Regions from separate parts of the Homo sapiens genome. Here regions 1 and 3 are each linked to region 2. The links are chromatin contacts, found by Hi-C or POLR2A ChIA-PET in ENCODE. All regions are on one chromosome and are shown on one strand. Each heading gives the region's core, a stretch centred on a gene start or an enhancer-like site at or near the end of the contact. The rest is flanking DNA. Distances are from core to core; before and after follow the strand shown.

Region 1 (4,575 bases), core at 1,956-4,455, 1.1 Mb after region 2:
TTTCTGTTCCTGTGTTAGTTTGCTGAGAACGATAGTTTCCAGCTTCATCCATGTCCCTGCAAAGGACATTAACGCATTCTTTTTATGGCTGCAAAGTATTCCATGGTTTATATGTGCCGCGTTTTCTTTATCCAGTCTATCATTGATGGGCATTTGGGTTGGTTCCAAGTCTTTGCTATTGTAAATAATGCTGCAATAAACATACGTGTGCATGTATCTTTACGGTTGGATGATTTCAAATCCATTGGGTATATACCCAGTAATGGGATTGCTGGGTCAAATGGTATTTCTGGTTCTAGATCCTTGAGGAATTGCCACACTGTCTTCCACAGTGGTTGAACTAATTTACACTCCCACCAACAGTGTAAAAGCATTCCTATTTCTGGTAGACCACCTTCTAAACAATGTAGAAATCCTAACTGACTGGATAATCAACATTTTACTATATAGACATTCACAACTAAATATGTCCATTAGAGTTCAGAGAATAATTGAAATAATAAAATGTGGTATTATAATATTAAAAAATCTGTTAAGCTTATAGTATATAGATTAATTAAAATAACCCATCTAAACTATAAAATAATGATCAATAGTTATTGCCTTATATTTGTGAAGCTCTCTTAGTATTATAATGCGTTACAAATGTAATTTATATTTCTTATATATGCTGTTATATTTTATGATTATAACGGTTTTGGAAGTAGGTGGAATAGGTGAGTTTTTTTTTTTTACTAAATGAGGAAGTTGGATAGCATAGTAATTAAATGGGGTTTTTCCATGTGGACTGGACTAAAACTAGAGCTTCTAATTTCTAGTTTAGTGTTCTTTCCTTCTGGATCTTAGTCAGAATCAGGGAAATTTGGATTTTTCTGGCCCGTTGTATTTTTTTCTTAGGTCATTTTATTTTGGAATGTTTCATTAGAACCCCTTCCATATCTTGGAAAGCAAAAAAGAACCAACTGTATAAAATCAGTTATAATTGGTATCTTTGACCATAGATTTTTGGGGTGAGAAGGATAAAACTTGACCCAAATGATATTTTTGGATTATGTCTGTATTTATATATTATTTCTTTGGTGTAACATTTTACTATGCAAAAAATAAAAAAAGTTAAAAATTAACGATATCATTCACAGTTGTGAAATTAGGACAAAAGTTTTGGCAATTGAGGTACAAGCAGAATCTCTTTCTCTCCTCTTTTCTTTTGAAGAACTGCATCAAGCAACATCCTAGGACCCTTAAGATTCTTGGGGGAGTTTTACTCAGCTTCTCCCATTATGGTTTTTAGAATTATTATTATTTAAAAATGATTTTTTGGGATTATATTTTACTTTTAAATGAATTAAAAGTAACGGTGAATACTTATTTAAATCAAATATCAGTTAGCGTATATTATGAATGGAATCTCAAAAAGACATTTGTAACATCTTACGTAGATTTATATAGGCTTTAAGAAATGGAAACTTGGGGGCCGAGTGCAGTGGCTCCTGCCTGTGATCCCAGCACTTGGGGAGGCTGAGGCGGGCAGATCACCTGAGGTCAGGAGATCGGGACCACCCTGGCCAACATGATGAAACCTCATCTCTACAAAAATACAAAAATTAGGTGGGCATGATGGCAGGTGCCTGTAATCCCAGCTACTCGGGAGGCTGGGGCAGAAGGATCGCTTGAACCTGGGAGGTGGAGGTTGCAGTGAGCCGAGATCGTGCCATTGCACTCCAGCCTGGGTGACAGAGCGAGAGTCAAAAAACAAAAAAAAATGGAAATTTGGGGCCATTAGAAAGGAATGTTTACTTAATAATTATAACATAGCAATGTTATTTAACTGCTCTTTTTAGTAATATGTAATTTATTCACACAAAGGATACCTTGGTTTGCCTGTATTTTTTGGTCAGTTTAGGCTGTTATAACAAATACATCCTCAACTGGGTGGTTTAAACAACAGATATTTATTTCTTACAGTTCTGGAGACTGGGAAATCCAAGATCAAAGTGCTAGCAGATCCTTTGTCTGGTGAGGGCTTGCTTCCTGGTTAGCAGATGGCCACCTTCTCATTGTATTGCCACATAGAGAGCAGAGAGGAAGGAAATTCTTTGGCATCTTTTATAAGGGCACTAGCCCCATTCATGAGGGCTCCTCCCTCAAATCTTAAATACTCCTGCCTTAGTCTATTGTGCATTGCTATAAGGGAATACCTGAGCCTGGGTAATTTAGAAAGAAATGAGGTTTATTTGGCCCACGGTTCTGCAGGCTGTACAAGAAACATGGCACCAGCATCTGCTTCTGGTGAGGGCTTCAGGGAACTACCATTCATGGCAGAAGAAAGGGAGCAGGCATTAGAGGGAGGAAGAGAGAAGGGAGGAAACCATTAGGCTGTTTGTAACAATCAGTTCTTGTGGGGAATTTATAGAATGAGAACTCACTCATTACCATGAGAATGGCCACCCCCAAGCCATTCATGAGGGATCTGATTTCCTGATCCAAACTCCTCCCATCAGGCCCCACCTGCAACACCTCCAATACTACCAATATTGGAAATCAAATTTCAACATGATGTTTAGAGGGAACTAATATTCAAACTGTATCACCTCCCATTGGCCCCACCTTCAAATACCATCACACTGGGGATAAGGCTTTAACATAGGAATTTTGGGAGACAGAAACACTCAGTCCATAGCACTACAGTTGTTATTAAGTATAATGTATTGAAATACCTATTTAGAGCATGTGAATGAATTGTAATCAAAAGTTTAGATCGCTATTAGGGCTAACTCACCTCTCTCTCTTTTTGTCTTTCAGTTGCAGGAAAATTTTCATCTGTTTTACTACTTAAATATAACTTTCAGGAGATTTTTAAAAACCTAAGTCCTATTTCTCCTGTGGAAGTGTTAAAAATCCTAAGAAGCTTTCTTGAGATAAAGTTTGTCCCCTTTCAATTATTAAATGTGCTTTTCTCTTATCTGTGAATTTCACCTTCAGTTTACTGGCAACTGCTTTTTTGTGTTAGGATCATAGAATTATGATTAACTCCTTGCAATCTGGCTTTTGTCCCACCTCTGTACTGGAACTGCACTCGTGAAGGTCACTGGTGACCACATCTAGCCAAATGTAGAGGGTTATTTTTCTCAGTTCTCAATCTCCTTGACATGCTAATGTCACATGACCTTGGCTTTTCAGCTACATGAGCACTTTCCTTTGAAGTCTCTGCTGCCTACTCTTCTTCCTGTAATACCTGTCTCTGAGGTGTTAGGGTGGGTTTGTACTTTTCCTTTGCTAGGCGTTTACTTATTCCATTTTGAATCTTATAATAACTTTAGTTCTTCTTGTTTAGCATTTGTATCACAGATAAATCATAATTCTCACACTCTGATGGGTATTGCCGGTGATTCTCAGAGTTCTATTTCACATCATTGCCTATCACCTAAACTCTAGTCCTGCACTTTCATCTTAGAATAGATCCCAAATCATCTCCTTCAGATTATTTTTTTTTCCTCTAAATATCTGCATTTCTTTTAAAGAAGCATTCTCTTAATACCTTGACATTTTTAGTGTGGTGTCCTTTATGCTGTGTCCCTTACCTTCCAATACCTCTAATGTCCTTGAGCCTTTCCTGAAAATGTTTCCTAAAATTGCCCCATGTTCTTCATTTCTTTCTTTTCCCCAAAGTACTTTATAGTTTGTGAAACACTTACAAATGTATTTTTTTCTTGATTTAAAATAACCCATACAACAAATTTGTGAAGTAGGAAGGTCAGAGTTTATTAAATAAGTCTGCAGATGGGGACATATGTACCGAAAGTAGTAGTGACTTGCCTGAGTTATCATTGCTGGTTAAGGGTAAAGCCATTACTAAGGCCAAGGTAAAGTGAATTTAAGATTATACCTGTGCCCAAAGCAAGTGACTGTTGCAGTTTCCTCTTAAGAGATGTTTCAACTTCCAGTCCTCCTTTAATTCACTTTACTTACATTGCTAGATTAATGTTTGTAAAACCAATCACAGTAGCAGCTACTATCGATTGGTACAATGTCTCAGTCACTGATCTAGATATCATCTAATCTTCAAAACTACCATGCAAAGTAGATATTGTTGTATCTATAGGTAAAGAAAATTTTATGGATAAGGAAATTGAGGCTTACAGAAGTTAAATAACTTGCTAGTCATTAAGTGTGATGGGGCTGTGGGGTAGTGATTTCCACCCTGGCTCCCAAGCTCTGATTCTTTTTTACAACCACTTTTTGCCATTTTTCAAATTCTGGATGTTACCCCTCTTTCTAAGAACTTACTATTTCTTCATTTTGCTACTTAATCCTATTTACACCCCTTTATTAACCTTCTAGTATCTTCAGTAATTTGTTCATAAGTTTCCTTTCCATCATTTTCTCCAGTAACCCTCCACAGTGAACTCTGCTCTTGACCTTGTTCTCTTCTCACAATGACCTCATCTAGTCCTACTTTCTCACTTTCTTAGCTGGTTATTTTCTCCCTTTATAGAATTATTTCACCTCAAATTCTTTACGTATTCCAGCTCTTTACCTTCTACTTCTCAACTCTTAGTGAGCACTTAGAGCATA
Region 2 (4,506 bases), core at 1,240-3,739:
CTAGCTACAGGTAAACTATAGTCATTATCAGAGTTTTTAGGAAGAGTTGACAAGATGTCTCAAGATTATTAAGTCTATTGGACAGTAGGTCCCTTGCACTCTCATTTTAAATGCTAAGACAATATAACCCATTACAATGGCTTAAAGATTTGAGGTACTTATTTTTGTGTGTGTGTGTGTGTGTGTGTGTGTGTGTGTCTGTGTGTGTCTGTGTGTGTCTGTTTGTGTTTTCCAAACTGGCATTTCCAAAATTATTTCACAATTGATTTCTTCAGTTATGTTGTGCAACTAACCATGTTCCCAACACACTATGTGAAACCACTCCATGTTGCATTGTTTCTGTCACTATGATATGCAAATTCTAAGATGGTCCCTGAGATTTCTACTTCCTTTTGTACACGCACCCCCTGTGCAATCCCATCCAATTGAATGTGTGCATAATTTGTAAAAATGATTGAATTTTACTCCCAATACTAATTGGGTTGACTAATCTGTCGAATTTGAGTTAATTGAAAGAACAATTACCATTGGTGGACTGGACTTAAATATGGTAAGCCTTTAAAAGAGAGACTAGGTCCTTCCTGAAGAGGAAGGTTTAAAGCAGCAGACACTCTCCTGCTTGCCTGAAAGAAGGAAGTTGCCATGTTGTAAGAGGTCTATGGAGGGTGCCATATGGCAAGGACCTGAGAGAGGCCTCTGGCAGCTGAGAGTGCTCCCTGGACATCAGCTGGCAAGAAAACAAGAGCTTCAGTCATAGAGCTGCAAGGAGTTGAATTCTGCCAACAACCATGTGAGTTTGGAAGAGAATCCTGAGTTACAAAGAGTAATGCTGCCTAAATGACACTTTGTTTGCAGCCTTGGGAGGCATGGAGGAGAGGTCCCAGTGAAGCCAGACTCCAGACCTACAGAAATGAGAAGGAATAAATATGTGTTATCTTAATCAGCAAAGTTTGTGATAATTTGTTATGCAGCCATAAAAAACTAAGACAATCACCACACCCAAATGCCCTTTATTGTTCTTTTTACCTGTTAATTTCATCTTTCTAATCTCACCTTCTTCATGAAGCTTTAAATACAATCTCCTTGCATAATAATCCCACATATCTTACTACCTTTAGCACATATTGTCTGAGCAAGTGATAGAATACGTAGTAGCGGCAACGTTTTCTCTTTGAATCATATCTTCCCAGTTGAGAAAAGAGTTCTTTCAGTAGAGGAACCATCTCCTACACTTATTTATATACCCCACAGCCCTTAAAAGTGTCACTGGTTATAAGAGATACTCAATAAATAATTAACAAATTACTCATAACTTCACTTTTACAATATGTCATGGTCATTATATCACTATTCAAATCATCTCTTATGAATTCTGAAGCACATGGTAAGGAAAAAATGAAGACTCCATAGTTAGAGTCAACTGGCCAGATGACATCTTAGACTTCAAAATACTGCATCAGCAAACTCCAATTTATATCAGTTGTACATAATATTCTTCAGGAAAAAGTATAGCAAAACTTCTGAACTCAAAGCCCATAGAACTTTTGTAAAATTTTCTGGCTATTATATTTGCCAGTAAGCAAGGAGATTTGTAGAATACAACTTTGATGCACACAGACTCGGAAGACAGCTGAAAAGAAGCTAAGGCAGAGCACATGTGTGCTGTTTATAGGCAAACACGTGCCACATCACCCACTACCCAGGTGGACATATCTCCTCTAAAGCTGTAATGGCGAGTCAAGTAACCTGTTCAAAAACCCCACAATCTCCTAACCACAGCCACCTGGCTTGTAATTATAGACTTTATTATAAATAGATATAAGCTTTGAGTGATTAGTTATTGTGTACAAAGTATTCAACCGTGGACCACCTGATTTTCACATACTGCTGTACCTTCTCCTTCCTTTGATGCATCTTGGCTATTAATGGAAAAACACCTGTTTCCTGATAGTTCTCTGAGCTATAGAGACGTACATTTATATAGAAACAGCTGGGAGAAAGGTCCTTGTGAAGGACAACAAAATCCAATTCTTACCATCACAAAACTTCCTCCTGGAGCTGCTGATGGAAGCAGTTAAGCCTGCCTTGCATCACTCCTACACAAGCTACAACAAACAAAGTGAAGCTAGGGAGAGTCTTTAACTACTGTGGAAGGATTAAGAAAATCCTACAGCAATAAGGCTGGGATTTCCATTTGATCCTAGAAACAGAAAACGTTTCTAAACCCACAGGTGAATGACATAAACGGAAAGCCAGGAGCGAGGCTGCAAGTGTTTATTGCGTTCCTCTCACATCTTTTTTCAGCACCTGCACATACCTACAGTCTTTCCTCCCCAATGCCCAGGAGCACGGGACATCCAGCTACACTGATAAACTAGCAGCAGCTCAAGAAAATGAATGATGACAGGAAATGAAAGTGACAGTGACAGTTTGTGGTTGTTTGATTTCTTAAATGCAATGAATGGTGGCCACAGAGTTTCCTGTCAACAAGTGTCTGGATAGAAAAATGAAAAAGCAATCAAAACAGTAACTGACACTTCAGGGCATTTCAGGGAAGCCCAGGGCTCACTGTGCAACAAAACCACCTGCTTAGTGTTCTCCATGGGAACTACCACTCACCCTGAGAGGAATTATCAGGATAAAGCCAAGGTGGGTGGGTGCAATGCCAGCTCATTAGTTTAATCTCCAAGGAAAGGTGGACCAAATGATAAAATTCTGGACTAAATGACCTCTGTGGTCAAATCCAGTGCAATGCTCTGTGGTCAATTCCAGTGTAAAGATTCTAGAAATAATACAGGATGAAGGGGTAGGAAATGTGACCCTAATGCAGATACCATTAGTAATTTAATTATAGGAACTTCAATTAATTTACTTCTCTCTGCCTTAATCCCTCCTCATGTAAAAATGCTACCCTTCCTTTCTGTCTTTAAGCCAGAAATCTGCTAGTTGTATGAGTTACAGGAAGAAGATCCACAATATTAGAGACACAGGGAATTAATAAACAATCGTATACAAGTATCTGGAAAAAGAGAAGAGCACTGAATTTGATATTGAACACGTTTTCTTGGCCTAATGAACATAACTGCATCCCACCATGTTTTCATCTCATCTCTCCCCTGTGACATCCCTACTGTCAAGCCAGAGTTCTTGCCATTTTCTGCTTTGAATCTTGATCTAGCCCTACCTCTTGACTTTATCCCAGTCTGATTTCCACTTCTATCAACTCTATCTAAGTGCTAGCTCCCCGTTCTCCAGCAAGTGGCCCTGCCTATCACCTTCACCCCAATGCGTTCCTCTCCACTCAGAGAAATGTGAACCTGTATCGCATGGTGTAGCCTTTCTTCTTGAAATTCTTCTCTCCTTTTTTTAATCCTTAAAAAAGAAAATGCTTTAGAGAAATATGACTGTAATTAACAACTGACAAAAATATCTGGGCTTGAGCTGAAGTGGGAAATCACAAACGTTAGTTACTTATTTTCTCATGCAGTTACCATTTGTTCTCTTTTCTCAGGGAAGTTGAAAGACCTGAGGTTCAAACTTAATAAGGCCCCATACTGTTTCTAAGAGTATTTGCAACATGTAAAGTATAAGTCAGTGCATTGCTGATATTTAAATTTGTTTTCACTCATCTGAGCTATTACACAGTATGCAATCCCTAAACCCTTCATAATAAAGAACACACATTTCTCAGCCACGAAAGGGAATGAAAGATTCAGCAATTTAAGCTCTCCGGTACTAGAAAGGTGACAAAACATTTATGTGTATCCAATCCATTCCACTGATTTGGCTCCAACATTAGGAGGGACTGCCTCAGGCAGAGACATTTTGCTATATACACATTCTTGGGAATTAGCAAATGGCCCATAGTGATGACAGCAACATCCTTCAAAACACTCAACTTTACTAAATGGATTTCACAAATACATTTTCTCTTTCTGAAGAATGTTTTTTTAAGTCTAACTGATAGTACAAATACTTGTTGCCTTTTTAAAAAGAAAATTCCAAGAAACCAAGGAGTAAGCTATAAACAAATCATTTTCACTTGTGTAAGAATGGCTGTGTAACCTGTGTTCTACCAGTTATCTTCATGTTTTTCATTGATTTTTACAATCCATTGTCCATGGTAAGTTACTCTAGGAGAGTGATGTGCTAAGGAGGTCATGACATGAAATTTAATATTTAAAATACCAGTCTTTACATACCAAATAAGCAGGAAAAATTCACTATCTGAATCATTTTTACTCCTTGGATGGCATGTAAAGATCTCTGGATTCTGGTCTCAATCTTGTAAATAAGCAATTTTGACATCTAGAGTAAGTCACTTAGTTTTTATACCTCCAACTTTCTTTAATTGTACAATGACAAGATAATAAAATAATCCTGAGATCTTTTCACTAAATTTTATTATTGCATCATTTGAAAATAATTTCATAGCACATACTGAAAAATACACTTCCAGAGTTTAAAAGCATGTACTTTACTTTTAAATTGTGCTTAAAATACTTG
Region 3 (4,381 bases), core at 238-2,737, 1.2 Mb after region 2:
TGTGATAAGTACACAGAAATACTACAGATTGTTTTGTCAAGAGAACCTTGACTTTGCTTGATGGTAACAGTAGTAAATTTTTGAGCTAGACTGAATGCGGCTACGTGGCTGACTTCTTCACCTTCTACTCCAAACCTTTATTGGCATGTGAATCTTCAGTATTGTTTTTTTTTCCCCCTCCAGTCCTAGTTCTTAAGACCTATTATTCTATCAAAAAGGTGACTGTCCAGTGCTGAGGGGTAAAGAATAAGGGTTATATCTTCAGAGGAGTTATGATTATGTTGGACTCTGGGAGGAATCCCAAGAGATTCTAACAAAAAAATTGAAGTATTTCACTATATGATATTCAGTTACTTATATTATTGATGTCTTGGTTTTACAAGTGAGGAGGCATTATTAAATATTGTATGCAATTAATATATTAATTTATAGTGACATTTATATTCCACAAGCATATAAAACATATACCGTGTTATATATATATCATTTAAATATTAATAATTATTAAACATTTTTATTTAATCCTAAAACTCAAAGACTAGAAAATGGAGGGTTTTTTTTAACTTATATTGTATCCTGTGCCTGCAGTGAAGTATAATGGGATGCCATGTGAATATGGAGTTGGAAGACCTGGATTTTAGTCTTGCTGTCACTTACTCTATGATGCCGATATTCTTTATATTTTGTATTCTGTAAAAGAAAAGTGGTTCAACAATGGTATCAGCACTCCTTGCACCTATTATTCTGAACACACCTTGACTTCTCTGCTTGGGCATTCGTATCCGAATGGGTCAGGGAGCCCAGTTTTCTCCCACTGAGCTGGTTTACAGCCCATTTCAAGAAGGTGGAAGACTTCTGGAGAAAAGCCATCTTTGAGAAGGAAATACATTATTCATCTTGTCAAACTTTTATAAAAAGAATAATTGTTGGCAGAAAGTATTTAAAAATGTCTTTTTTTCTTCTCTGTTAAATAAAAGCCTAATTACTAAATGTGGAATGGGCTCTCTAGATTGATGGTGAGGGAATTGGCTTCTTATCCTACTTCCACTTCTCAAATTAAACTAGGATGATAATAGATCAAACAGAATAAGAAACTGCAGATGATTTTCAAAATTTATGAAATTTACAAATATTCTCTTAGGCCATTAAATGCACTTTGGCCTAGAATTCAATTGCTTATTCTGTTTCTCCCATCTCTTTAATCGGTGTTACTTCTCTTGTATTGGTAGGTTAAAATAAACACATATCTATATGGAAAAAATTATTATTTCCCATAAATTCTGCTTCTGTCAACAATAAAAAAGAATCAGTATTTGAAAGAGAACATAATAAAATGTGTCCAGATATACTTGCTGCTTGATTTAGTTTAGACTTCAGGAATAATAGGAAATCATTAGTATCAAGTACAGTGCTGTCTGACACTTGTTGCTGAGAACCTGTGTTAAGTGAAACCAGTGTTACTTTCAAGGCAGAAGAAAGCAACTTCCTGTGTCCCCCTGATTTTCACTTCAGCTCCAGAAAAACCTAGTTTGTCTGCTGTGTGTCAGGTCCTGAGACAACTTTCAGGAAAATAATAGCATAGCTCCCAGTTTTCAGATTTTCACAGCTGCATGCAGAAGCAGAACGTGTGACTACAGTGAAACAAGTATAATTCTACTATACAGAGTATAAAGGAAGTCATATTTAGGAGGAGTTCAGGGAAAGGCTTCATAGAAATGGTGATTCATGAGCAGAAATTTTAACAAAAGTTCATTAGTTGAACAGAGAGAGAAGGCTGATGGAGGTGAGATAAATGTGTGAAGTTATAAGAGTCTAAAACAGCTCTGGGAGTGTGGGTGTTTGGTATTGCTACCAAGTAGAGTCTGGGGAAGTTGGGGAAAAGGAATTGAAGTGGGAGAAGGCCAAATGTGGCTGTAGTGAAGAGAAAGGAAGGGGCCAGGAAATGAGTCTTAATTGCCATGTGTTGGGCCTTGGATTTTACCCTTAGGTGATTTAAGGTTTTTGAGCATGTCATTTTATGGTCACATTTCCATTTTGGAAAGATTATTTGTGATTAGCTTAAGGAGAATGGTGTGGTGGGAACAAGATTGTATGGTAGCATGGAGACCTACTTAAAAGGGCAATGCGATACTTTAAATGAGTGGTGAGATGATATTCCAGTGCAAAACTTTCTATTGATTCATAAATATGCTGCCACATTTGTGAATGTTGGCAAATTAAAAATATTTGTAGTATTCAGTAGAACGAATTCATTGCTGCTTTTATAGTTTGAAATCATTCATGGAATTAATAGCATTAAAAAATTGAAAGAGGGTTAATATTTTGTCAGTGGAATTAAACCACTCAGCTTCTCACAGAAAGAAAAATCTTGTAATTTTTTAATATAATGTGGAATATAACCTCACAATAATATATTGAACTTTTAATATATACTTATCCAGTTATTTGTGGAAATTGTGCATATTTGAAAACAAGTACATGACGTGCTTAGTACATGCTAAGTACTCAGTAACTATTTGCTGAGTTTGCATTTGATGCTTGTGGAGTTTTAACCAAGACACTTTACTAATTCAAGTCCTGGAATAAGTTACTAATATATGTGTGTGTGTGTGTATATATATATATGTGTGTGTGTGTGTGTGTGTGTGTATATATATATATTTTTTTTTTTTTAAAAAATAAAGACAGGACCTCACTCTGTCACTCAGGCTGGAATACAGTAGCACAATCATGGCTCACTGTAACTTCAAACTCCTGGGCTCAAGTGATTCTCTTGCCTTAGCCTCTGGAGAAGCTAGCATTATAGGCACACACTACCACACTCAGCTAATTTTTAAAATTTTTTGTAGAGATGGAGCCTCACAACAGCCCAGGCTGGTTTCAAACTCCTTGGTTCAAGCAGTTCTCCTACCTCAGCCTCCCAAAGTGCTAGGATTACAGGCATGAGCCAGTGCACCCAGCCATGACTGATACTTTTAAGCAGAAAGTTGAATTCCAAACCAACAAAAAAAGAAATGTTTTTTAGGGAAAATTAAATTATCACAAATACATATAAGATGCTAACTTTGCAAAGAGCATATATTTAAAAGATCATTGCAATTCATATAATTGGAAAAGCACATTTGAAAATAGCTTTAAATTTTCTCACAGAAAGTATGGCGTATGAGTTTTCCTACCAAATCTTGGTTTCGATGCATGAATTCTCAGTTCTTAGTCTCTACAACAAGACACAAAAATCAGAGGAAGAGATTAGCATATCCATGGCATTGAGGGGGGTATACATTATTAGCTTACCACATCTTTGTCAGTTTGAACCCAGAATTAAAGCGAAATGTTGCTATTTAAGTACATATGGTAGTACACAACTACAACATAAATATTAGACTGTATGTCTCCTAACCAAATAATGGAATAATGATCAGTATCCATCAAGTGTTAGTTATCTGCAGTTCAGACTAATGCTCCGGAAGCAGATTCATTTCTATTAGCCAAACTTTGTTTAAATTTATGTAGAATATTTTCAGTGCATAGAGTTTTATGACTGCAAAATTATTACTTTGCATTTGATACCAGATTATATTTCAGTTTTTAGAGGTTATATTCAGGTTTTAGAGGTTAAGATGAATTTGCTATGCCTGATTTTTATAGAAGAATTTAAAAAAATAACTTTTTTGTAGAATATATTTATCTTGTCTCTTTTTTCCCATATGATAATTGATTGTAGTACATTACTTTGAGGAAAGTTGTTTAGCAAAATGTATTTTTACTTCACACTCTTAATAGATTCTGTTAGGGGAATCACTGGTCACATGTTTTAAAGCAGAGATCTTTTCATGCTTATTTTTACTATTTAATGAGATTTCAGGTATATTTTAACAACTTGGGGTTTCCGTGATGAATCATTAAAATAAGTGAGTGGGCTGGAAGGTAATACTAACTTTTCTCACCCCTGCCCTATTTTACTCTGCTGGGTTGTTGGTTGCTTTTTATATAGAACCTGGGTGTGTTGGTGGGTGGAGGTGCAGAAGGGAAGGAAGAGAAAGGGTCAGTAAGAAAATACCAGGTAAACTTGTGATGACCTACTGAGAAATACCGCTCAAGTTTCACTTTCCCCAAAGTAAACCATTTAGTGTTTAAGCCCATTGTTTTTTGCTTTAACAAGCTTAAGTTTCCAAATATTGCATATAGGTAAATCAAAACTATATTTTCAACAATTGATTGAAGTTTTAAGGTATCAAGCCATATGTGGATTAGCCTGTGGAATCAATTTCTCATGTGTGTGGGATCAAAACCGTTAAAACCATCATCACTGAAACTATACCTTCCTACAACTAACTAATAACAGAAAGGTGTCTATGGAATATATTAATACAACAATTCC

Evidence for each region. A loop is a pair of places that touch in the nucleus more often than their neighbours do. ChIA-PET counts read pairs that join two places held with the same protein, here RNA polymerase II (POLR2A). Pooled maps may share reads with other maps.
Region 1: a loop to region 2 is called in a pooled map, with 4 times the contacts of the local background. The contact joins two enhancer-like sites. A Hi-C loop is called at or near these places in 1 of 50 pooled maps. POLR2A ChIA-PET finds 5 or more read pairs at or near these places in 2 of 52 experiments (OCI-LY7 and activated CD4-positive, alpha-beta T cell).
Region 3: a loop to region 2 is called in a pooled map, with 5 times the contacts of the local background. The contact joins two enhancer-like sites. A Hi-C loop is called at or near these places in 1 of 37 single-sample maps with no recorded cell type and 1 of 50 pooled maps. POLR2A ChIA-PET finds 5 or more read pairs at or near these places in 1 of 52 experiments (Panc1).

What each region holds. Positions count from the first base shown.
Region 1 is chr2:144,265,986-144,270,560 of GRCh38, reverse strand. All of the region lies in intron 1 of QTMAN (queuosine-tRNA mannosyltransferase), which reads left to right. Among named protein-coding and RNA genes, the nearest start is that of QTMAN, 64 kb to the left of the region's middle. RefSeq lists an enhancer at 1,900-2,682. Within about 2 kb of position 3,205, at least 2 of the 41 ENCODE cell types and tissues checked have a DNase peak (open chromatin) inside an H3K27ac peak, as active enhancers do.
Region 2 is chr2:145,409,619-145,414,124 of GRCh38, reverse strand. No RefSeq gene overlaps it. Among named protein-coding and RNA genes, the nearest start is that of LINC01966, 530 kb to the right of the region's middle. RefSeq lists an enhancer at 1,726-1,885. Within about 2 kb of position 2,489, at least 3 of the 41 ENCODE cell types and tissues checked have a DNase peak (open chromatin) inside an H3K27ac peak, as active enhancers do.
Region 3 is chr2:144,213,542-144,217,922 of GRCh38, reverse strand. All of the region lies in intron 2 of QTMAN (queuosine-tRNA mannosyltransferase), which reads left to right. Among named protein-coding and RNA genes, the nearest start is that of QTMAN, 120 kb to the left of the region's middle. Within about 2 kb of position 1,487, at least 2 of the 41 ENCODE cell types and tissues checked have a DNase peak (open chromatin) inside an H3K27ac peak, as active enhancers do.